Linked DNA regions of Homo sapiens: regions 1 and 2 are each linked to region 3. A link is a loop called in an ENCODE intact Hi-C map of the cell type or tissue named here. Cell type or tissue: heart right ventricle. All regions are shown on one strand.

Region 1 (8,000 bases), 84 kb before region 3:
ATAAGAATGACACAATGGACTTTGGGGACTCGGGGAAAGGATGGGAAGGGGGTGAGGGATAAAAGACTACAAATTGAACCAGGCACGGTGGCTCACGCCTGGAATCCCAGCATTTTTTTGGAGGCCAAGGCGGGTGGATCACGAGGTCAGGAGATTGAGATCATTCTGGCCAACATGGTGAAACCCTGTCTCTACTAAAAATACAAAAATTAGCTGGGCGTGGTGGCGTGTGCCTGTGATCCCAGCTACTTGGGAGGCTGAGGCAGGAGAATCGCTTGAACCAGGCAGTTGGCGGTTGCAGTGAGCTGCGATCACGCCACTGCACTCCAGCCTGGTGACAGAGTGAGACTCCATCTCAAAAAAAAAAAAAAAAAAAAGACTACAAATTGGATTCAATGTATACTTCTCAGGAGATGGGTACACCAAAATCTCACAAATCACCACTAAAGAACTTACTCATGTAACCAAATACTACCTGTTCCCCAAACCCTATGGAAATAAAACATTTCAAAAAAATTAAAAAAAAAAAATTCATAGCCAAATGAATTTAAATTCCTAAAGCACTGTCAGCATGAGCAGAGAATTAATCAAGGCCAGCACTGCTGCCTTCCCCCACCTTCAGCAATCCTTCCCAACCCCCCAGGAGAAAGGAGCTGGGGTACAGAGCCCTGCTCTGTGGTGTACCTGTGAAAGGCATCTGCTGAGAGGTCCTGTCCGCCATGGGACAAGAGCTGGTCATTCTCTAGGAGGCTTTTCCACTTAGAGATGATCTCGGTGCCATAAGTGCAGTCCTGAGGAGAAAGGTGAGCAGTTGAGGGGCAGCGGGCTCTCCAGCCCTCCCTGCCCATTGAACCAACTCATCAAGCAAGGGTAAGCCCAACCGAGAGGCAGGGATAGGTTGATTTTCCCAGCAACTCACTTTGAGGGGATCCCACTCCTTGAAGTACTCCTTCATGAGTGGATAGACGATGGCCACAGCAAGGTCCACACGGTCGGACATCCTGTACTCCTCATAGTACTTGTCCTGCAGGGTTTCGAAGATGCGGGCACACTCGTCCAGGGTGAGGGGGTTGCTGCAGTCGGGCTGCATCCGCCGCTCGCACTCCTCCACCATCTCCAGGACCTTGCTGAGGTTCGAGATGACCCGCTCCTCGTGGTCCAGGACCTCGGTCATCTTCTCCAGCTCGTGGAAGAGGTTGACCACCATGTCCCGCTCATACTGTAGCTGCCGGTCATTCTGGATGATCTCCTGCTCCGTGAGGTCGATGAGCAGCTGCAGGTTGTGCTCCAGCTCGGGCAGCGCGAAGCCGGGGGCCTTGGCCTCTTTGCCAGACTGTGGCAGCTGTTGGGACTGTAGCGGCAGCCCATCATCGGGAACGTTGTGCTTGTGGCTGATCTGACTGTAGCTGTAGTAGACCTTCTGCTCCCGGCCTGTCATGTCTATGACCTTGGAAAACATAGAGGGATGAAGGTTAACACCGCTGCAGCCCTGTTAAACACACAGCTAAGCCCAGGGGAAGGCCCCATGACAGGGGAAGTGTGTAGAAACCACATTATTCAACAGAGCTGGAGAAGGGCAGTGTTGTAAAGTGGGAACCATACTGTCCTAGCCTAAAGGAGACTCCAGGGACAAAATCAGATGCAGCAAGCAGTTCTAGGTTGGATCACTGTGAACAAGCCAGATGGAGAAGACTTTTTAGGGAAACATGAAATTTAAATAGGGACTGAGTATTAGTAGATGTGAAAATTTATTTTAATGGAAAGGTAGAAGCTGTACTGATCAAAGAAGGTAACATACAATCAGAATATCACATTTTGATTTAAAAAATGCACATAAGCATAGAAAAAGATCTAGGATGTATAACAAGATGTTAACATTTGGTAATCTTGGAAGGATGGAAAATATTTTCTACATTTTTGCCTATTTCCTAATTTTCTAAAATGTACTACACACTGCTGTGTAATAACAAAGTTTTTTTAAATTTAATTTATTTATTTATTTTGAGACAGAATCTCGCTCTGTTGCCCAGGCTGGAATGCAGTGGCACGATCTCAGCTCACTGCAAGCTCCGCCTCCTGGGTTTAAGCCATTCTCCTGCCTCAGCCTCCCAAGTAGCTGGGACTACAGGCGCCCGTCACTACACTTGGCTAATTTTTTGTATTTTTAGTAGGGATGGGGTTTCACTGTGTTAGCCAGGAAGGTCTCAATCTCCTGACCTTGTGATCCGCCTGCCTCAGCCTCCCAAAATGCTGGGATTACAGGCATGAGCCACTGCGCCCAGCCTTTTAATTTTAAAACAAAATAAAATATACAAAAGGCTAACTGAACAAAGGCAACCTAGACAATGAGCTAATTCCAATATTTTAGGAAAACAGGAAATGTGAATACGGACTACACTTCTGAAACAGAATGATTCATCACCACTTTTTAAGTAAGAGTGTGATCCATGAACCACCAGCTTTAGACTCACTGGAGGAAAAAAAAAAAAAGAGTCCTGAGGTTCAGTCTAGACTCAATTCCTGGGAGGCACCTAGACACTCTTATTTCTTATCAGGTCGTCCAGATAACAGCACGTTTGAGAACCCCACTAAAGGCTTTCTTTGAGGTCTATGACACACTACATATCCTACAGCAAATGACAACAGGCAACTGTCACCACTGTTCTTTGACTACTTGGAAAAGTAACGGAAAACTTTTTTTTTTTTTTTTTTTTTTTGAGACGGAGTCTCGCTCTGTCCCCCAGGCTGGAGTGCAGTGGCACGATTTCCGCTCACTGCAAGCTCCGCCTCCTGAGTAAATGCCATTCTCCTGCCTCAGCCTCCCGAGTAGCTGGGACTACAGGCGCCCACCATCACATCCGGCTAATTTTTTGTATTTTTAGTAGAGACGGGGTTTCACCATGTTACAGGACGGTCTCGATCTCCTGACCTTGTGATCTGCCCGCCTAGGCCTCCCAAAGTGCTGGGATTACAGGCGTGAGCCACCATCCCCAGCCAAGTAATGGAAAACTTAATACACTACATGGACGTAACAGTGGCTGAAAATTTAATCTATCTTAAAAAAAGAAAATACTCAATGCTGGCTAAGGAGCCCTGGGGACTCTCTCCTGCCCTCCTGGTCAGAGAGAGTTAATACAACCTTCTGAGTATTTAAATGCCTTAAGTACTTTTGTATTCAACATGGTGATTGCACATGTACATGTCTATCCTTAAAAAATGTCTGAAACAAAGACAAAGTTTTATATACAAACTAACCAGCCAAAAACCCAAACTAAACCAGATAAAAGCTAAATGTCTAACAACGGAGGTAGGATCAAATAATACAGCACAGCCACTCTCTGGAATTACGTGCTCATTATAAACACTTTGCACTGAGTTTTTAATAACAAGAATGTTATTAAATTCACTGATGTAAGCTCCAGAAACACAGGAACATCATTTGGTTTACCAGTGTAGTGCCGTGAAGAGTGCCTAGCAGAGAAGGAACTTGGTAACTATTACTAAATATGGGAGTGTAATGAATAGGAACATGATATTAATACTATGTGAGCATGTTCCTATTCATTACACTCCTATAAATAAGTGAGAAAAGCAAGGTACCAAAAAAAAAAAAAAAAAAAAAAGCCTAGCTAAAAGATCCAAAAAACCCTCGAACATGTTCAGTGATTATTTCTGGGGTGTGGATCCTGTACCAGGTGTCCAAGGGCCCCTGTACCTTGACTTGAGAAAGTTCCTTCTGGGGAGCAGTGAGCTTCTTGCTAATCCTGCCCTTGGCCTTCAACTCTTCCACGGTCTTGTAAGAGTATTTGGGCTTCTTCTTGCTTCCACTTGGGTCTTTCCTCCACTGGCTCAGCTCCTTCTGAAACTCCTGAACCAGAAGAATACAGTCAGATGCAGCAAGGAACAACCACTTTTTACCACAGGTGAGGTAGCTGAGACCATTAGCAGATGTCACCATTCACTGTCTTAGATTTATTTACAAGCTCTATATGAAGGAAGGAAAGGATGCACCTGCAAGACACCAAAACTATCTAATGATACTCCTTGACCCCATTCGCCCTCTTACAAATAATGAGGTTCAGAAGGCAGGTACACCAGATGGGAGGGAGAAACAAAAATAAAGATAAACGAAACAACATTTATTGAGCATCTACTATGGGCAGGCACTATACTACTTTTAAATGTACCTCATGTAAAACTTAGAAATGCAATGTAAAGGATTTTTTAAGCACACAAAACCTTGTTTCTAACTTTAAAATGAAGATAAATAAGCAGGCCCTAACTCTCAAAGCAAAGGTGTCTCTTACAATCAGGGTCTGCAAAACCTTTCTAGAGGAGGAGCTAAGGCAAGCTTGTCCAACCCGCAGCCCAGGACGGCTCTGAATACGGCCTGTTTACGAACACAAATTTGTAAACTTTCTTAGTGTGACGGTAGTAAAGTCCAGCCCACAGAAGTTGGTTTTGGGGTTGTCACTATGTTTTTCTCATACTGGTTAAGACTTGTCATTTTTTCTCTAAAAGTATCTAGACATCTGGCTACTTTGGGAAAATCAGAGGATCAGGCAATACTGAGCCCACATCCTCATAAGCAACAATCACCTAGAGCTGAATAAAGATTTACCTTCTAGACAGACTACAGCCTCACCTCTGTGCCACAGTCCCCACCACTCTTTATTGTCTAGCACCTGGCTCATCTTACTTGCTTCTGTGGTGTGCCTGGCACCTGTAGGCTTCTGAGAACACCTGACTCACAGTGGTCAATCCCACATTTATCAAATAACTCTTTCATGAAAAGGTCAGTGACATGAAGAGTAACATGTCTCTTTGCAGCATCCTGCTTTCCCCCATAAATTCAAACAGGAAAAGAGTAATACTTCAATCAAGAGAGCTGGCCCTTTCTATCACTGGGGAAAAGGGACACACAGCTGCCAGCAGATGGCTCCCTGCTGCACTTGGGATGAAACCTGAGCACCTAAAAATGGCTGTCATGGCTGTCTTGTGGACCACCCACCCCTCTGAATGCACTTCCTTCCCCTCTGCTTTGTGTACCGCCCTCCCACCGCAAGGGCTTCCTTTATGGTTTCTTAACCACCAAGCTCAGAGCCTCTCAGTGTCCTCTGGCTTGTCAGCTCACCCTTCTGCCAAGTCTCAACTGAAATGTTTCCTTTCCCAAAAGGTTTCCCTGACCAGCCTATTTATAAAAGTAGGTCAACACCACCTCCCAACCCCCAGCCTTATTTTCTGTCTAGGCAGCTCCTGGCACCTTCTGCCATTTCAACTGCCACTTCCACACCACAGCTGCTTGTTTACTCTCTGTCCACCCTAGCCCTCTCATCATGGTGCACCTAGCCTTCAGCCCAGTACCTGGCATACGGTACATGTACAATAAACATCTGAGGACTAACAGAATGAAGGGATAAATGAACAGCCATTAGAAATGGACAGGACACCATCCACCCATGTCTCCTGACTTCCAGTTACCTCTTCAGCTTCTTCCTCTGAGTCAACCACAGGGAAGTCTTGCATGGACTGAGTGGTGCGCTCGGATCCATAAGCCCCCACAGCACCTTTTCCCTTTCTCTGCTTGGCTTCAATTGGGTTAATGATACCTGAGGAATTTCAGCAAAAAAAAAAGAGAGTCTTACGATCACAGCAATTCATGTATGTGAATCAGCCACTCAGTGAAATGACAGTTTCTTGCTCCTTCCACAAAATAACATGCTACTCAGGAAGGAGAGCTATTCTCTGCCCTCAGAACACTACTCTTGTCCCTTGTGATTTGAAACTTATGAGCATTTATGCTACCACAGAACAGTCTGCTGACTAGTTTATTTATATCCCAAATAGATTTCCATTTCCACTTGGATTGTTTAGTGGACAGGAAGAAAACAGAACACTACATTTATAACTGAGAACTCCAGCACACTAAATTCTATGCTTCACTTCTTTGGGAGCCTCTATTAGGGAAAATGCAATAATTCCAATACTATACTGATTCTGACTGAAGTGAAGCTGCAATTTAATATAAGACTCCTCACATATTTTACTTAGGAGTTCCTATCTCCTGTGTTTAACTTTTTTATAACAAGTTTAAGCCCTGGAAATAAACGTTGTTTTTCTCATAAAAGAGTTTACGAATAGGACCACAACATTTCAATGAAGACGTTCCCCTGACTCCAAATTTTCCATCCCTGCCCCCCTTCCATTTAGTTCCACTGAAGTCTTAAATAAGAGCTATCCCTGGGCCAGATGTGGTGGCTATGCTTGTAATCCTAGCACTTTGGGAGGCCAAGGTCTTGAACCAGCCTGGGCAACATAGTAAGACCCCATCTACAAAAAAAGAAAAAATTAGCCAGGCACAGCAGAGTGTGCCTGTGGTCCCAGCTACTTGGCAGGGTTGAGCCCAGGAGGTTGAGGCTGCAGTGAGCTATGATCATGCCATGCCATTGCACTCTACCCTAGGTAACAGAGTGAGACTTTGTATCAAAAAAAAGCAAAAAAACTGTCCCCTCATTCTCATTCAGTGTATCTTTACTCAAGTTCATGTATTTTTCATGTACCTAATGTTTTCAACACATAACCTGGATTTCACTTTAATAATTATTTAGAGGCCAGGCGCAGTGGCTCACACCTATAATCCCAGCACTTTGGGAGGCCGAGGAGGATGGATCACTTGAGGTCAGGAGTTCGAGACCAGCCTGGCCAACACAGTAAAACCCTGTCTCTACCAAAAATACAAAAATTAGCTGGGCGTGGTGGCGGGTGCCTGTAATCCCTGCTACTCGGGAGGCTGAGGCAGGAGAATCACTTGAACCCAGGAGGTGGAAGTTGCAGATGAGTTGAGATCGTGCCACTGCACTCCAGTCTGGGTGACAAGAGTGAAATTCTGTCTCAAAAAATAATAATGTTATTATTATTATTTAGAGACTGGAATTTGAATATGTAGGATACATTTGATTATATCTACTTGGCAATCATGCATAGGAAATAGCTCAAGAAGAGGGGGAAATGTTCCTGTAGGAAGAATCCAACTGTTTGGTTTGAGAGGCTTTGGTCTCAAGAAGGTAAGAGTGTGACAGGGGCTGTGTCTCAATGGGGCTGGCCATGAGAAGACAGGAGGAGACTGGGCTACTAGAGGAAGATGGAAGTAACCAATGCAGGATTTGCTCAGCCAGTTTTATAGCCATATGGCTCTAGCTATTACAAAAACTATGCACGATGTTTTACTGATATTCCTGAAGGACAAATAGGGTTATTTCCACAAAATTAAAACCCTTGTGAGTAGGGATGGCAAACTCAAATGACTCTGGGACCAAGAAAAGTTCCTGTGGGTTGGGGTGGAAGACAACAGGGGGTAATGGAGACTGCCTCCAAGAGAAGGCCATGTCCATCGTCCCAGGAGCAGTTCTCACTTGCCTCAACTAACTACTGCCAGGCAAAATCTAGAATTTTAGGTGAAATTGTCTGTTTTTTAAATATTAGCAACTAATTCATTTTTGTTTTTATTTATTCTATTTATTTATTTATTTATTTATTTATTTATTTATTTATTCAGGGATGGAGTCTCGCTCTGTTGCCCAGGCTGGAGTGATCTCGGCTCACTGCAACCCCCACTTCCTGGGTTCAAGCGATTCTCCTGCCTCAGCCTCCTGAGTAGCTGGGATTACAGGCACATGCCTCCACACCCAACTGATTTTTGTATTTTTAGTAGAGACGGGGTTTCACCATGTTCATCAGGCTGGTCTTGAACTCCTGACCTCAAGCGATCCACCACCCGCCTTGGCCTCCCAAAGTGCTGGGATTACAGGTATGAGCCACCACACCCAGCCTCATTTTTGTTTTTAGAAGCACTGGTCAGGACCAGAAAAAAAGCCTGTTTTCAACCTGTTTGCAGCCTGTTTTAGACCCTAACCCTTTCCTTGCTGTTGAAACAATTACTTATTTAACTTGAGCTTTGATAAAGCAAGGTAGCTTAGGAACGCAAATGTCTTGTGCTGGCA
Region 2 (8,000 bases), 57 kb before region 3:
CTGCCTTCCAAAAGCCTCATATTATCATGAGATATAAGGCAAGGAGGTATGGGTAAAACACCTTAACCCTTAAAGATACAAACTTATTGTAGGCCCAGTTGGTCCCTCAGCATTTGGGGACTGTGCTATAAGGGTTAACTCAGCAGGCTTGAAGTGTCCAAACCCAGCACATCTCAAAGAAAAAACTGGCCTTAATGGGCTCCTGGGAGATAACCTCTAAGTCCTTGGAATATCCTCCCAAGTAGGGGTGTCTTTGTATACCTCAGGCCTTGGGCCATACCAGGCCAGATAGTTTGTGCTAATAATGTGATTTATGGTGGGGACCTTGGGCCATGCTGTATCATTTTGACCTCTGGAGCAGCTGGTGATTAAGTAACTAAAGTCGGTCATGTGATTGCCCTATGTGACTGACATGCAATAAAAACCTAGACCCCAAGGCTAGGGTGAGCTTTCTGGCTGGTAATATTTAGTACGTGTTGTCACATATCATTGCTGGGAAAATTAAGTGTGTCTGTAAGACTCTACCAGGAGATGACAACTGGAAGCTTGAGGCCGGTCTCTCCCGGACTCTGCCCTATGCACCTTTTTCTTTTGTTGATTTTATTTTGAGATGGAGTCTTGCTCTGTCACCCAGGCTGGAGTATAATGGCACGATCTCCGCTCACTGCAACCTCCGCCTCCCAGGTTCAAGCCTCCTGAGTAGCTGGGATTACAGGTGCACACCACCACGCCCAGGTAATTTTTGTATTTTTAGTAGAGACGGGGTTTCACCATGTTGGCCAGGCTGGTCTCGAACTCCTGACCTCAGGCGATCTGCCTGCCTTGGCCTCCCAAAGTGCTGGGATTACAGGCGTGAGCCACTCCACCCGGCCTCTTTTGCTGATTTTAATGTTTATCCTTTTGCTGTAATAAACCATAACCATAAGGATAATAGCTCTTCTGAATTCTGAGTTCTTCTAGCCAATCATCGATCCTGGGGGTGGCCCTGGGGACCCTGACACAGGAATTCAGCTGTGCCTTACATGCACCTATATTCTCCAGCTTTTTGCTCATCACAAATCTACCTGACAAAATCCAGTATGGAAAGAAAAAAAAAACCCTATTCATTCAGTAAAGTAAGGCACAAACAAATGAGCCTCTGTTCACTTTATTCAAAGAGTATTTTTTTCCTCTGTGAAACTAGGTAGAACTGAGGAGGAATCAAAGAAAGCCTCATATATTAAACTCTTAAATAGATTCTTTGAATTCAAAGTAAGGGTCAATAGGAGAGGCACAGGTTGTGGGCCTTGTCCCAGCAAACAAAGCCACCAAGGCAGTCCTGCAAATTAAGGAGGATGGCAAATCTGTCTCTTAAAAAAAAGTTCTTGAGGGGAAAAATATAAAATACCTAAGTTTCAAAAGCCGGACTACTTCCATACCCTTCATTCTCTACCCTGGAGTGTCCAGAGATAGAGAGTTTCAAGGTACGTTTTCAATGATTCAGCTTTTGCAAACATATGCAAATACATTCCTCATCAGCAGTCCTGTTTTGGCGATTAATAGCAAGCAATATGCTTGGATTAGAGGTCCGATTTCCACTTAAATGCATTTTCTTCTCTTCTTGGCAATGAAGTCATTTGCGGAGATCTGAAAGTGGGGAAGACTGTGTTAGGCTCAGAGTAACAATTCTGAAATAGATCATTTATATTTATACATGTGATTGCAGAACATACTGTCTTCATCCATTCGCATAAGCATGTAATGTTTTAAGAATGCATCCCAGATGGCCAGAGAGAGTTTAAATTTAAAAACGTTTCCTGGGTTCTTCCCCACATCTCATCTTGCATCCACTTGACCTCAAATATACACTTTTCTTATGGACACAGAGCAAATGACAGTGATTATGTGATAAATACTGATGAATTCTTGGAGGCAAGAGAAGGACTCATGTTTGTTCAAGGCCAACTCTGTACCCAGGATTCAGCTAAAGCACCTCTATATGGTATCTCATTTAAACAGTAAAACAAGTAACAAATCTGCTTTTGTCAATGAGAAGGTCCAGGATTCTACTAATGATCTGCAGAAAGGCAGCGAGGGAACAGTTAGTGAGGAACAGGGAGGAAAGCTGTTTTTCATGAGAGGGTTCTTTTCTTTGGAATAGAACTATGGGATCTTGGGTAGGTGTGGTGGCTCATGCCTGTAATCCCAGCACTTTGGGAGGCTGAGGTGGGCAGATCACTTGAGGCCAGGAGTTTGAGACCAGCCTGGCCAACATGGTGAAACCCCGTCTCTACTAAAAATACAAAAATTAGCTGGGTGTGGTAGCGCACACTTGTAACCCCAGCTACTTGGAAGGCTGAGGCACGAGAGTCACTTGAACCCCAGAAGGTGGAGATTGCTGTGAGCTGAGATCGTGCCACTGCACTCCAGCCTGGGGAACAGGGTGAGACTCTGTCTCAAAAACAAAAACTCTGGGATCTTAGTGCAACTCAAGATGGGAACCCTAATAATGACAGAGTCCTTGCAGGTTGGAGCAAAGTAAATTGAAAGAAAAACTAAAACATATGCTGATTGTTTAAAAATAGATACAGAGACTAAAAATAAGAGTCCAAGCTGGAAGGTGTTTCCATGTAAAATAACCTCTCTTGAGGTTTCCTTTAACCTGATCATAGAGGCTGGGGGACAGAAGGAAGTGAGCTCACTCATGCAGCCTTAACTCCAGTGCCCAAGTCCACAGCGAGGGCCCAGCACTTCACGGTTTCCAAGCACTCCCACCTGGGCCAGCTCACGCCATCTCATGGCCAACCTCAGAGGTGGGCAATGATGAATCCCCATTCTCCAGATGAAGAAAACAGGGGCTGAAGGGAGTTAAACCTGGAGATCTTAAATCTTTGAATTACCAAGTTCAAAAAAATCCCTTTCCCCACCCCTTAGTAGAATATGGATGGATAAATGTGCACTTAAAATCATTCACTAAAAGCAAACCTGGGAGGAATTCTGTCCCTTGGTGGCTGTGTAGCCTTGGGCAAGTCAAAGCCCTTCCTTCTCTGTGCTTTGGTTTTCTCTTCTGTAAAATGGAATGATCATGTCATCCGCCTCCCAAGGATGCTGAGGGTTAAATGAGTAACACAGGACCAGTACCTGGCCCAACGGCCATGGGGGTTATTCTTAGAACAGAACGACTTGTGACTGTTATTAGAACATTAATTGCTCTGGCCCAACGCTGATGCTGTTTTTAGAAGCCAGACTGGCAGACAGCATTCTGTGCAAAAATGGTTCCAGAATCTCCCCCTCCCCCATCATAGTGGTGCTTCCTGCCCTGTCCCCAGTGTCAGACAAACCTTTTTCTGGTTGGTTCAGCGTTAATCCCTCTCCCTGTCCTTGATCCAGAGCTAGAAAACTAAGCCTTGATTCTATAAATAGCACCCCCAGTCTGTCACCATGGAAACCTCTGATGGGGCTGGGTCAGCCCACCCTAGTGGACATGTCTACCCCAGGGAGGCTCTGGAAGGACAGAAAAGTGGCTTTTCAGAAAAGTGGCTCCGGGGCCACCCAGAAGCAGCGGGAACCCCCAGTGAAGTCCACAGGCTTACCTGGAAATCACGAGCTTCCTAAGTGGGAGGAGGTGCTGTTCTGGTTCACCTGGAGAAAGACAATACACAGAAGAAGGGGTCACGGCCAGGTGAGGGATGCCTTGCTGTATTGAGGGTCACCCCTCAGCATCACTGAGTCATGCACATGCTTATTCACGTAGTATTTACTGTACATCTACTATGTGCCAGGTGCTGGGATAGCGTGGTGAGCGGGACAGACCCAAACCTAGGATCACGGAACTTACGTTCGAGTTGAAGAAAAAGCCTACTGAACACGCACAGATGCAAGAAAATGTCAAACTTGGGCAATATGACAGGCTGCTATGAGTGATCAGTATCTGTGCTACTTCAAAAACGGTGGCCAGGAAAGGACTCTACAAGATGGCATTTCAGCTGTGGTATAATAATAAATATTTGTTCATTGTCCCCAGTTCCTGGCACATAGCTCCCCAAACTCTTGGAATCTCTGAAGGAATAAGGGTATCTTGGCCGGGCGCCATGGCTCATGGCTGTAATCCCAGCGCTTTGGGAGGCCGAGGAGGGTGGATCACCTGAGGTCAGGAGTTTGAGACCAGCCTGGCCAACATGGCAAAACTCTGTCTCTACTAAAATACAAAAATTAGCCGGGTGTGGTGGCGGGCACCTGTAATCCTAGCTACTCAGGAGGCTGAGGCAGGAGAATCGCTTGAACCCGGGAGGCAGAGGTTGCAGTGAGCCAAGATCATGCCACTGCACTCCAGCCTGGGTGACAGAGGGAGACTAGGTATCAAAAAAACAAAAACAAAAACAAAAAAAAAACAAAACGTATCTTTTGCATGCTAATGACATGACTAATGGCTGGGGGTCCCTAGATAGCTTCAGGATTAGGGGAAGGGGTCTCAGAAAGACCAAGGCATGATTAGAGGGTTGGAACTTTTTTTGTTGTTTGAGACGGAGTCTCACTGTGTTGCCCAGGCTGGATGGAGTGCGGTGGTGCAATCTTGGTTCACTGCAACCTCCGCGTCCTGAGCTCAAGCAATTCTCCTGCCTCAGCCTTCCAAGTAGCTGGGACTACAGACGTGTGCCACCACGAATGGCTAATATTTTTTGTATTTTTAGTAGAGACAGGGTTTCACCATGTTGGCCCGGCTGGTTTTGAACTGCTGACCTCAAGTGATCTGCCTGCCTCAGCCTCCCAAAGTGCTAGGATTACAGGCATGAGCCACCACACCCAGCCAGAAGGTTGGAACTTTAAGCCCCACCTGCCTTCTCCCCTCCCTGACCTCCTGGGAGGGGAGAGGGGAGAGGGTCTAGGGGCTAGGAGCTGGAGATTGGGCAATCACCCATGACCCATGATTTAATCAGTCATGCCTCTATGATGAAATCTCTAAATGACAGAATTTGGAAAGCTTCCTGGTTGGTAAACACATTGAGAGGCTGGGAGGGTGTCATGCCGGGAAAGGGCATGGATGTTCTGTGACCCATCCCCCATACCTCACCCTACGCTTCTTGCATTTGACTGTACCTGAGTTGTATTCTTTTTTATGAGACAGGGTCTCACTCTGCCACCCAGGCCAGAGTGCAGTGGCACGAACATGTGCCACATGTGCCATACCCAGCTAAGGCTTTCTCTTTTTTGTAGGGAGATGGGGTCTCACTGTGTTGGCCTTGAATTTAAAAAAAAAAAATTAATGCGATCTGAGAGCTAGGGACCATGGCTTTTGAGCATTTCCTGGTTGTTTGGGGAGAGGTCCCACTCCCTTTGTGGGAATCAGAGATCTATCTTTTGCTGACGTCAAGAAAGTAGCCAGAATTAGTGAGCACTAATTTAGTATTTGTTTTAACCAAAAAGATGATGTAGGCAGAACAACACAGTGGGGATGAGGAGAATTATCCACAAACTGAAACTTCTCATTTTTGCACGTTGCCTTCGTTTTTGTTGTTGTTGTTGCTGCTGTTGTTTTTAAGAGACAGGGGCTCCAGCGATCCTCCCACCTCAGCCTCCTGAGAACCTGGGACTGCAGGCATGCCACTGCACCCAACTCCTGCGTGTTGCCTTTTTTTGTCCACCTGAATATGCATTTTTACATTAGTTGCAATTGTATAGTATGAGCTGCTTTGTTTTGCTTTCTTACTATTTTTTCATCATTTGGGTTTCACTAGCACCATTTTGGATGGCTACAGATATTCTGTGGAGTGCATGTACCACCGTTTACTGACTGCTTACCTAAGAATGGTTCCAATTTTTGCAGTATTTTAAATGACATCACATCCTGATTCTGCCTCTCTTCTGTTGGGTACTGAAGCTCTACTGAATCATTCCCTTAGAATTCACTTCTAAAAAATGGAATCATGCTTGAACCCGGGAGGTGGAGGTTGCAGTGGGCTGAGATGGCGCCACTGCACTCCAGCCTGGGTGACACAGTGAAACCCCATCTCAAAAAAAAAAAGGAATCAGCAGGAGCAGGTGGAAGGGTTCAGATCTTTTGAAGACTCTTGAACAACAAGGCTAAAAGTGTTTTACAAAAGGGTTGGGGTCAGGAGCAGTGGCTCACGCCTGTAATCCCAGCATTTTGGGAGGCCGAGGTGGGTGGATCACTTGAGGTCAGGAGTTCGAGACCAGCCTGGCCAACATGGCGAAACCCCTTTCTACTAAAAATACAAAAATTAGCCAGGCGTGGTGGCCGGTGCCTGTAATCCCAGCTACTTGAGAGGCTGAGGCAGGAGAATTGCTTGAACCTGGGAGGCAGAAGCCGCAGTGAGCCGAGATCACCGCATTGCACTCCAGCCTGGGCAACAAGAGGAAAACTCCATCTCAAAAACAAAAACAAAAACAAAAACAAAAGGGTTGGGCCAGTTTATACTTCCTGCCGTGTATGACATATGCAAGATGTCTAGCTGACCTGGGACTGGTTTTTGTTGCTTTTAGGAACAAAATATGAAGGAATGGCATACCCCCACGCTCAGGAGGGCTGCCCTGCAGATAAGTTTTGTCAAGCCTCTATTTCCAACCCTCATCTCCCTACTGTCCTCCACTGTGCACATAATGTCATTCTGGATGTTGTAAAAACTGGAAATGGTCTTGAAGAAGCTGTTTAGTAAATGGTAGCACATGCATTCCACAGAACACTACGTAGCCATCCAAAATGGTGCCGGTGAAACTCAAAAGATAGGAAAATATTAAGAAAGCAAAACAAGGCAGTTTGAACATGAAAATTGCAATGAACATTCCTGTAAATCACATTGGGGTAGAAACAAAGAAAAATATAATTGCAACGAATGCAAAAGTGCATACGCACTCCAGAGGTTTCGGCCACACTCCCCACTTTCAGGCGTTTACAGTTCCCTCTGCCGGGAAGCCTTTTCTATCCAGATCTTTGTGTGGCAGACCTAGTTTTAATCCTTCAGATATTGGCTTATGGGTGCTTTCCAATATCAGTGACCAATTCTCTGATTATCTGGATACCAACTGGGTGTTCAACAATTCAGTTCAGTTCTGACACCAGCTCCCAGACTTACTTAGCATCAGCTGCCACAGATTAAGGGCCCAGTTCCACGACTGCCCCACTTTAGATGCCAGCTGCAATGGGGTGCGCAGGCTATCCACACTTCTTCCCAGCCAACTTCAAATCTGGAGGTTCCCACAACCCCCACTCTGGTTTGATAATTCACTAGAACAGCTCACAAGACACTAGGGAAAACACTTTACTAACTGCTACCTGTTTATTATAAATAATACAACTCAAGCTTGGACAACATGCCAAAACCCTGTCTCTACAAAAAACACAAAAATTAGCCGGGCATGATGGTGTGTGTCTGTAGTCTCAGCTTCTTGAGGGGCTGAGGTGAGAGGATTGCTTGAGCCCAGGAGATTGAGGCTGCAGTGAGCCATGATCACACCACTGCACTCCAGTCTCAACAAGAAAGAAAGCCCAAGAAAAAGTCCCCACGAAGTCCCTCCAACTGCATTCAAGCCGGAAGACGAAGTGAGAGGCTGCTTCCTGGCAGAAGGGCCACTGAGATGTGGCCCCAGCTGGATCAGTGCTTAGAGACCCTCTGGTCCAGCACGCATCCCCACAGCCCTTTATTTTTTATTTTTATTTTTTGAGATGGAGTCTCGCTCTGTCGCTCGGGCTACAGTGCAACGGCGTGATCTCAGCTCACTGCGACCTCTGCCTCCCAGGGTCAAGCGATTCTCCTGCCTCAGCCTCCCAAGTAGCTGGGATTACAGGTGTGTGCCACTACGCCCGGATAATTTTTGTATTTTTAGTAGAGACGGGGTTTCACCGTTTTGGTCAGGCTGGTCTTGAACTCCTGACCTCGTGATCTGCCTGCCTTGGCCTCCCAAAGTGCTGGGATTACAGGCAGCCAGCTCACATCCCCCTTTTTATAATGGGAAAACCATCAACCAGAGTGGAGAAGTGACACATCTAAGGGCATACAGCCAGA
Region 3 (8,000 bases):
TTAGTCTCTGCCCCAAACCTGCTAATCAGAATGTGCACTTTAGCCGGGCGCTGTGGCTCACGCCTGTAATCCCAGCATTTTGGGAGGTGGAGGCAGGCAGATCACTTGAGGTCAGGAGTTTGAGACCAGGCTGGCCAACACAGTGAAATCCCGTCTCCACTAAAAATACAAAAATTAGCCGGGCATGGTGGCAGGTGTCTGTAATCCCAGCTACTTGGGAGGCTGGGGCAGGAGAATCGCTTGAACCCGGGAGGCAGAGGTTGCAGTGAGCCGAGGTTGTACCATTGCACTCCAGCCTGGGCAACAAGATCGAAACTCCATCTAAACAGAAACAAAAACAAAAACAACCAAAAACACAGAATCTGCACTTTAACAAGTTCCCCAAGGGGATCATATGCATGTTAAGATCTGAGAGGCCTGGGTACTCAACTTCATAGGCTGACATCTCACGTCAGAGATGTGGGTTACTTTTTCTTGCCTGATGCCTCCACCAGAACGTAAACTCCAGGACAACTAGGACCTCGTTGCTTCTTAAATCTTGCACCCCAACATCCAGTTGAGGGTTCTCATGTGTCCTTATTCTAGTGGAAGACGTCACTCAGTGGCTATCCGTGCAGTGCTGGGATCAAGGCATGACTTCCACTGACAGCCTCTGAAGTTGGGCAGATGGGCTTTGAGTCCTGGTGCTGAATCTCAGGCCTGTGTGACCTCGGGAAAGTGACTATTTCCAAGCCTTGGCTTCTGGGAAATGGCGTGGTCAATAACAAATATCTCACTGTGGGGAACAACAGTTAGGTAGGGGCCTGTACCAGGTAAGGTGGCACGGCACCCTAGCGCCCAGAGACAGGAACTCCCCACACAGGGAGTATGCAATGGGGACAACCTCCAGTCCCAGCACTCTGGGAGGCTGAGGTGGGAGGATCGCTTGAGCCTGGGAGGCAGAGGTTGCAGTGAGCCGAGATCACACCACTGCACTCTAGCTTGGGCAACAGAGCGAGACTCCATCTCAAAAAGGAAAAAAAAAAAAAAAAAGAACAAAACAAATAAAAGGCCAGGCACAGTGGCTCACACCTGTAATCCCAGTACTTTGGGAGGCTGACACGGGCAGATCACTTGAGGTGAGGAGTTCAAGACCAGCCTGGCCAACAGGGTGAAACCCCGTCTCTACCAAAAAAATACAAAAATTAGCTGGGCATGGTAGTAGGCACCTGTAATCCCAGCTACTCAGGAGGCTGAGGCAGGAGAATCACTTGAACCGAGGAGGCAGGGGTTGCAGTGAGCCAAGATCATACCACTGCACTCCAGCCTGGGCGACAGAAGGAAACTCCATCTCAAAAAAAAAAAAAAAAAAAATGCCTTGAGGGCTTAAAATGGCAGACAGGGTATCAGGAGGCCTCAGACAACCTCCAATATCCTAGAAACACAGAGCTGGAAGGGCTCTTGGAGCGTGTCAAAAAAAAAAAAAAATTGTGCCATGCGCGATGGCTCACACCTGTAATCCCAGCACTTTGGGAGGCCAAGGCAGGCGGAGTTCGAGACCAGCCTGGCCAATATGGTGAAACCCTGTCTCTACTAAAAATACAAAAATTAGCTGGGCGTGGTGGCATGCGACTGTAATCCCAGCTACTTGGGAGGCTGAGGCAGAAGAATAGCTTGAACCCAGGAGACGGAGGTTGCAAGGAACCAAGATCATGCCATTGCACTCCAGCCTGGGCGACAAGAGCGAGACTTCGTCTCAAAAAAAAAAAATTGTTTTTAAAGCAATGGAACTGCTTATTCAGGTGGCACGAGGCAGGCCTAAGGCATCCTCAGATCCCCTGAAAAGCCGCACTTACGTGACAATGGGGAGTAGGGGGAACCACAGTGACTGGGAGAGTCCAGGCCACCTAAGGGGCAGCTTCAGGCCACTCCAGTTTGGCCTAAGCTCCTGGGTTTCCAAGAGAAATGAGAAATCAGAATTTTTCTCTAGAAATGTTTGAATGTTGACTCAATTTTAAAAACACACACGTAGCATGGGAGCTCAACAAAAAACATGCAGCAGGGTGAACTCACCCATTTAACATGTACGGAAACTGGGGCTCAGAGAGGGGAAGCTCCTTGCCCAATGTCACACAGCAATTTGGAGGAAGAGTTGGGACTTGGCTGCTTCCAAGCTCTGCTGTGCATGAGAGTGTGGGAGTGGGAGGAACAGAGCGAGTAGGGAGGAGTGGGTGGGAATCTGGACTTTACAGGCCAAGAGCCCTGCATGTTCTGATCATCAGGGAAGGAGTGTGGACAGAGGGATGGAGAGCGGATCAATATTTATTCAGAATAGTTATAACAACACCTGATGTTTTCTGTGTGTTTTCTATGTGCTAGGCCTTAAGATGGGATATCAAGGAGGAGTAAGAATGAGAATTCAGAGTGTAGAGTCTGGGCTGGGTGTGGTGGCTCACGCCTGTAACCCCAGCACTTGAGAGGCCAAGGTGGGATGATCGCTTGAGCCCAGAAGTTCAAGGTTATAGTGAGCTATGATTGTGCCACAGCACTCCAGCCTAGGCAACAGAGCAAGACCCTGTCTCAAAACAAACAAACAAAAAAACCCAAAACAAAAAAAAAAGAAAGATTCTGGATCCAAATCCTATGTCTCCCACTTCCTAGCTGGGTGACCTTGTGCAAATTACTTCACCTCTCTGAGCCTCAGCCTGTTCACATCATATGGCTGTTGGGGGAATTAAATGAGTTAAACCACATACAGTGCCTAGAACAGTGTCTGGCACCCAGTAAGCCCTGTTGATATTGGCTGTATTTATAATTGTTGCCTTTTGACAGACGGAGGAACTAAGGTTCACAAACGAACATGTTCAAAATTCCAAAGAGCCTGTTTAACCCCAGGGCCTCAGCTTTTGCCTGGTACCAAGATAAGTGCTTTACCACCATTCCCTTCCATCCAGCACCCCTGGAAGATAGGTCCTACTTATACCTGCATTCAACAGATGAGAAAACCAAAGCATAGAGAAACAGCCAACAGCCCCAGAAAGATGTGGAGCACCTGGATTCTAATACAGGCCAGTGCCCCCTAGCTCCCTATCACACTGCCTGCTTTCTGGGCTGCCTGCCTGCTTTCTGGCTGCAGAAGCCCCAGTCAAAAGTCTTACTGATACAAAGTCACTCGGCAGACGGGCTGGCTGCCCGCCATCTGAGCACATAGGATAAGAAGTTTCTCCCTGGGCCATCAGCCCCAGACGTTCCCTAGGGCCTGTGGGCACTGCCTCTGAGGTCCTTCCCTGCAATTTCTGGGGGCTGGCCAAGATCTCAAGCAGCTCTGAATGAATCATTCCCACAAATCCTCCTCTGGCTGCAGTAAAGGGTGGGGGAGACCTGAGAAGTGACGGGAGGGGACAGTCATCCCAGATCTCTGGAGGGGCCCCAGACCGGGTACATGCAGGTCCTCAGAGGGCACGGGGACTTGCAAGCAATCGGAATAGGCAGCAAGTCGGGGAGCAGGAGCTGCTGCTACCCAGAGAAGCTTCCCTGGTGCCACGTGGGGCATCAAAGCCACACAAGCCACATGCATTTTTCCAAGAAAGTACATTCTGGTCACCAACCCCAGGCTGTGAAGCTACATCTGATCTGCCACTCTTACTACAAATACACCCACAAAGTCACATCAATAATACATTTCAGGCCAGGCGTGGTGGCTCACACCTGTAATCCTAGCACTTTGAGAGGCCGAGGCGGGCGGATCACAAGGTCAGGAGATCGAGACCATCCTGGCTAACACGGGGAAACCCTGTCTCCACTAAAAATACAAAAAAATTAGTCAGGCATATGCCTGTAGTTCCAGCTACTCGGGAGGCTGAGGCAGGAGAATGGCGTGAACCCGGGAGGTAGAGCTTGGAGTGAGCCGAGATCACGCCACTGCACTCCAGCCTGGACAACACAGCGAAACTCCGTCTCAAAAATAATAATAATAATAATCATAATAATACATTTCAACAGCCTAACCGATCCCAAGGCACCACCACATCTTAGTTCTGAATGGTCTATGCCCATTCCTCAGTAGGGTACACTGACACCCAGAGAGCGGCAGTTCCTTGCCTAGGGAGCCTTCCCACCCCGTCTCCATGTCCCTAGGCTGCTTTCTTTCTTTCTTTTTTTAATATTTAATTGATTTTTATGTACTGACCTAATACCCTACAATCTCGCCCTGTTGCCCAGGCTGGAGTGCAGTGGTGCAATCTCAGCTCTCTGCAACCTCTACTCAAGCGATCCTTCCACCTCAGCCTCCCGGCTATCTGGGAATACAGGCGCGCACCACCACGCCTGGCTAATTTTTGTATTTTTTGTAGAGATGGAGTTTCACTATGTTATTCAGGCTGGTCTCAAACTCCTAGGTTCAACCAATCCATCCACCTCAGCCTCCAAAAGTGCTGGGATTACAAGCATGAGCCATGCACCCGGCCTAGGCTGCTTTCTTAATGCACAGGAACTCAGGATTTTAAAAGGACAAGGAAAGGCAAGTATGCAAAAAAGAATAAAGTCACGAGGTGCCAGATACAGCGGCTGGGAGGCGTGGTCTTAACACCATTCCCAAACAGCAGCTGCCCAGATGAACCAAGTTGTCAGGAAACTGGAACACGCAGATAAGTGCTGGTCTAAGTTCCTGAACCAGCAGAGTACAGGTTCAAGCTGGGGTGAACTACCTACCTTCTCAAGGAACTCTTCCTCTGTGAAAACGCTGGGTTCTGACCTGAGTTCTTCCGGTGCAGCCTCTTGCTGAAGCAAAGAGTGTGAAGGAAGAAACACAGGGTCCTAGGGGTGGGGAAGGTGCTGAGAGGAGGGGGAAGATGTCTGTGTGTGCAGAATGTTCACAGATGAAGCGTCTGTAACTCAGGACTGCTCATCTCAGGCCTGGGGGGTGGCCCCTCTTGAAATAAGCAGCAACTCACATAGGACACTCCGGTGGCCACCCAGAGAAGTCACCTTCAGAGTAGCGTGGGGGGTTCCAGATAGGGTGTGGGCAGGACCAGACTTAATTTTGGGGTCAAGGGACAAGTCTTCCCCTTCAGTTATGGTCTAGGAGAGCCATGGAGGGTCTCCCTGGCCTCCACAAAGCCTCAGCTGGCAAGGGGGCTCCAGGCTGGCCCGGGATGGGAAGATCCGAGCAGCTTCCACCTTCCTTTCACCCCCTCCTAATACTGTGTGCCAGCTCCTGGGGTGGGCTCTGTAAGCCACTGGGTCCTACACTGCCTCTCCTTGCTTCGGTATTTTCACAGAGTCTTGCTCTGTCACTTAGACCGGAGTGCAGTGGTGTGATTGATCTTGGCTTACTGCAACCTCTGCCTCCTGGGTTCAAGCGATTCCCCTGCCTCAGCCTCCCAAGTAGCTGGGGTTACAGGCACGCACCACCACACCTGGCTAATTTTTGTATTTTTAGTAGAGACGGGGTTTCACCATATTGGATAGGCTGGTCTCGAACTCCTGACCTCAGGTGACCTGCCCACCTTAGCTCCCAAAGTGCTGGGATTACAGGTGTGAGCCTCCGTGCCCGGCCTGAAAATAGTTTACAACTAACACATCAAAGCCAGTGATTTCAAGGGTTATGACTGCTTCAGAGAACACTAAATGTATTTAAGATTATTGGAACCCTCATACACTGGTGGTAGGAATATAAAATGGTACAGCTGTTCTGGAAAAATAGTCTGGCAGGTCCTCAACAGGTTAAACCTGGGTGCAGTGGCTCACACCTATAATCCCAGCACTTTGGGAGCCTGAGGTAGGAGGATCGCTTGAGACCAGGAGTTCAAGACCAGCCTGGGCAACATAGTGGGACCCCTATCTCTACAAAATAAATAAATAATAAAATAAATTAAAAAAATATTTAAAGGTGAAACCTAAAGTTACCTTACGACCCAATCATTCCACTCCTAGAAATATACCTGAGAGAACTGAAAATGTATGTCCAAAGACCTGTACATGAATGTTCATAGCAGTATTATTCATAATAGTCAAAAGTTAGAAACAACCCAAACATCCATCAGCTGACAAATGGATAGAATGTGGTATATCCACATAATAGAATATTATGCAGCCATAAAAAGGAACGAAGTACTTAAAAAAAAAAAAAGGAATGAAGTACTGATACAGGCTGCAAGGGGCTGAACCTTAGAAACATTCTCTGAAGTGAAAAGCATCAGATACCAAAGGCCACATAGTATATGACTGCATTTATATGAAATGTCCAGCACAGGCAAATTCATAGAGAATTTGAGAGTCAGTAAGTGGTTGCCAAGGGATAGGGGAAGAAAGGATTGGGGAGTGACCATGAAACAGCCTTTCTTTTGGGCATGATAAAAATGTTCTAAAATTAGACAGTGGTGATGACTATGCAACTCTGAACATCCTAAAAATTACGGAAACATATACTTTAAAAGGGTGAATTGTACGGCATGTGAACTGTATCTCAACAAAGCTGTTATAAAAAAAGTTTGCATGAGATTTTTAAAAATCAGGTGATACAAAGATGTATATTAAGTAAACAACAGTACAATTGGGGTTCAGTGGGGTGGGGGGATTCAGAAATGACCCAACAGTTCCTTTAGGACAATGAAATAAACCCAGCTTTACAGTTATGGAAACTGAGACTAGATCGGAAGGAAAATGCGTCGCCCGGGCCACATCACTACTAAATCCGGTGTGTCACAGATCTGTTCAAATCCAGAAGCCTACCCTCGCCAGCAGACCACCCTGCTGAGATGAAAGGGTTATCACATGGAGGCTAGGGAGAGGTGTCCACCCACAGCCCAGTCTGGCAGACAGACATGCAAGGGAATGTCTGTTGGGAAGTGAGAAAAAGGGCTGGCTAACTCTGTGGGGTTCAAAACAGGAAGCACCCAACAATACCAGGAGAATGCCAGGGAAGGCTTCCCGGAGGAGGTGCTGCTTGAGGGGGCTTCTGTAGGATAAGTAGGAGTTCAACAGCCCGCCTCCTCAACATCCCCAAGGACATTAAGTCAGGAGGCCTGTGAGTGAGTTTCAGCTCTGCCACATCCTAGCTGTGAATCCTAGGGTCACGGGCAGGTGACCTCTCCAAGCCTCAGTCTCCCCATCTGTAAAAGGGGAAGGGGGCAAGAGGTTAGGCACGGTTCTTTCTAATGACTCTGCTGAGGTGGATGGTTCCTTCCCTAGGGAACGGGCCTTTGAGTGGGAATGCCAGACCTCGACCTCTGTCCCATCTAACAACGACTCTGCCAGGTCAGGCGTGCTCAGCCTCTGAGCCCATGCTCCCAGTCCCCTGCTACCAGTCCCAGTCCCGGCTTTCCGGGCACCTCCCATCCAGCTCACACCGAGAAGCGGAGTTTACGGAGGGAGGTTGGGGGTTGGGGTGGGATCCTCGGGTCAAATTCCTCTCCACTCCTCACCAGTGACCTCCAAGTTCACTAGGGCTCCCCAACCCAGTGCTCCCAGCGCCCACCTCCCCAGCCGACGATTTCCGCCCCCAACGCCTCCACTTCTGACGCTCCTCGCAACTCCACGGCTGCTGCAAGTTAACTTCCACGCGCCCTGGCGCCCGCCTGGGGGTCCCCGCGCGCCTGGGCGAGGTTGGGGACTCCGGAGGCGGGGACGCGCCGCCCTCCCCCCCAGTCCCCCCGCCAACAGACGCTGAGCGTCTCCCAGGCGCTGGGTCCGAAGCGGGAAGCGTGGTAACGGGGGCCCGGTGGATGCCGCACCCCGCGGAAAGCGCTCGGGACGCCGAGCGGGTGCGGATCCCAGAACCGCGCGCCCGCGCCGCCTGCCTGCCTCCCAGATCCCAGCTCCCAGCCCCGGAGCCCGAGCAGTCGCGCCGGGCCCGGAGGCAGCCGCCAGGACGGAGGGCTGCCAGGCGCCCGAGGCCGACCCGCACGGCCCCCAGCCCGCGCCCCCGGTTGCAACCCGAGGCCACCCCCTGCCGCCCCAGGGCCACCTACCGTGGCGAGACGCGGCGAGGCAGCCCCACGCACCCAGCGACTCCCGGCTCT

The links. Peaks named below come from ENCODE experiments on the same cell type or tissue, not always from the same donor. Only the 100,000 strongest peaks of a DNase experiment are listed, where the experiment ranks them.
Region 1: it touches region 3 in a loop (3-fold over the local background); 56 of 110 quality-filtered maps call a loop at or near these places.
Region 2: it touches region 3 in a loop (2.2-fold over the local background); 49 of 110 quality-filtered maps call a loop at or near these places.

What each region holds. Positions count from the first base shown.
Region 1 is chr22:26,498,185-26,506,184 of GRCh38, forward strand. TFIP11 (tuftelin interacting protein 11) reads right to left here. Exons shown (of 15, transcript NM_012143.4): 7 at 5,482-5,609; 8 at 3,716-3,868; 9 at 920-1,447; 10 at 685-791. Among named protein-coding and RNA genes, the nearest start is that of TFIP11, 10 kb to the right of the region's middle. RefSeq lists a silencer at 4,855-4,924 and an enhancer at 7,896-8,000. In heart right ventricle, CTCF peaks have their summits at 4,905 (motif pointing right) and 5,105; a DNase peak (open chromatin) is centred at 5,107; H3K27ac peaks cover 2,474 bases.
Region 2 is chr22:26,524,642-26,532,641 of GRCh38, forward strand. It overlaps TPST2 (tyrosylprotein sulfotransferase 2), which reads right to left. Exons shown (of 7, transcript NM_003595.5): 6 at 3,573-3,621; 7 at 1-1,626. The coding sequence ends at 3,580. Among named protein-coding and RNA genes, the nearest start is that of TFIP11-DT, 16 kb to the left of the region's middle. In heart right ventricle, no CTCF peak of the experiment used is centred here; a DNase peak (open chromatin) is centred at 3,169; H3K27ac peaks cover 4,847 bases.
Region 3 is chr22:26,582,104-26,590,103 of GRCh38, forward strand. It overlaps TPST2 (tyrosylprotein sulfotransferase 2), which reads right to left. Exons shown (of 7, transcript NM_003595.5): 1 at 7,950-8,000. Among named protein-coding and RNA genes, the nearest start is that of TPST2, 4.0 kb to the right of the region's middle. RefSeq lists an enhancer at 7,227-7,727 and silencers at 7,574-7,753, 7,764-8,000. In heart right ventricle, CTCF peaks have their summits at 3,053 and 7,781; DNase peaks (open chromatin) are centred at 3,139 and 7,284; H3K4me3 peaks cover 2,080 bases; H3K27ac peaks cover 3,580 bases.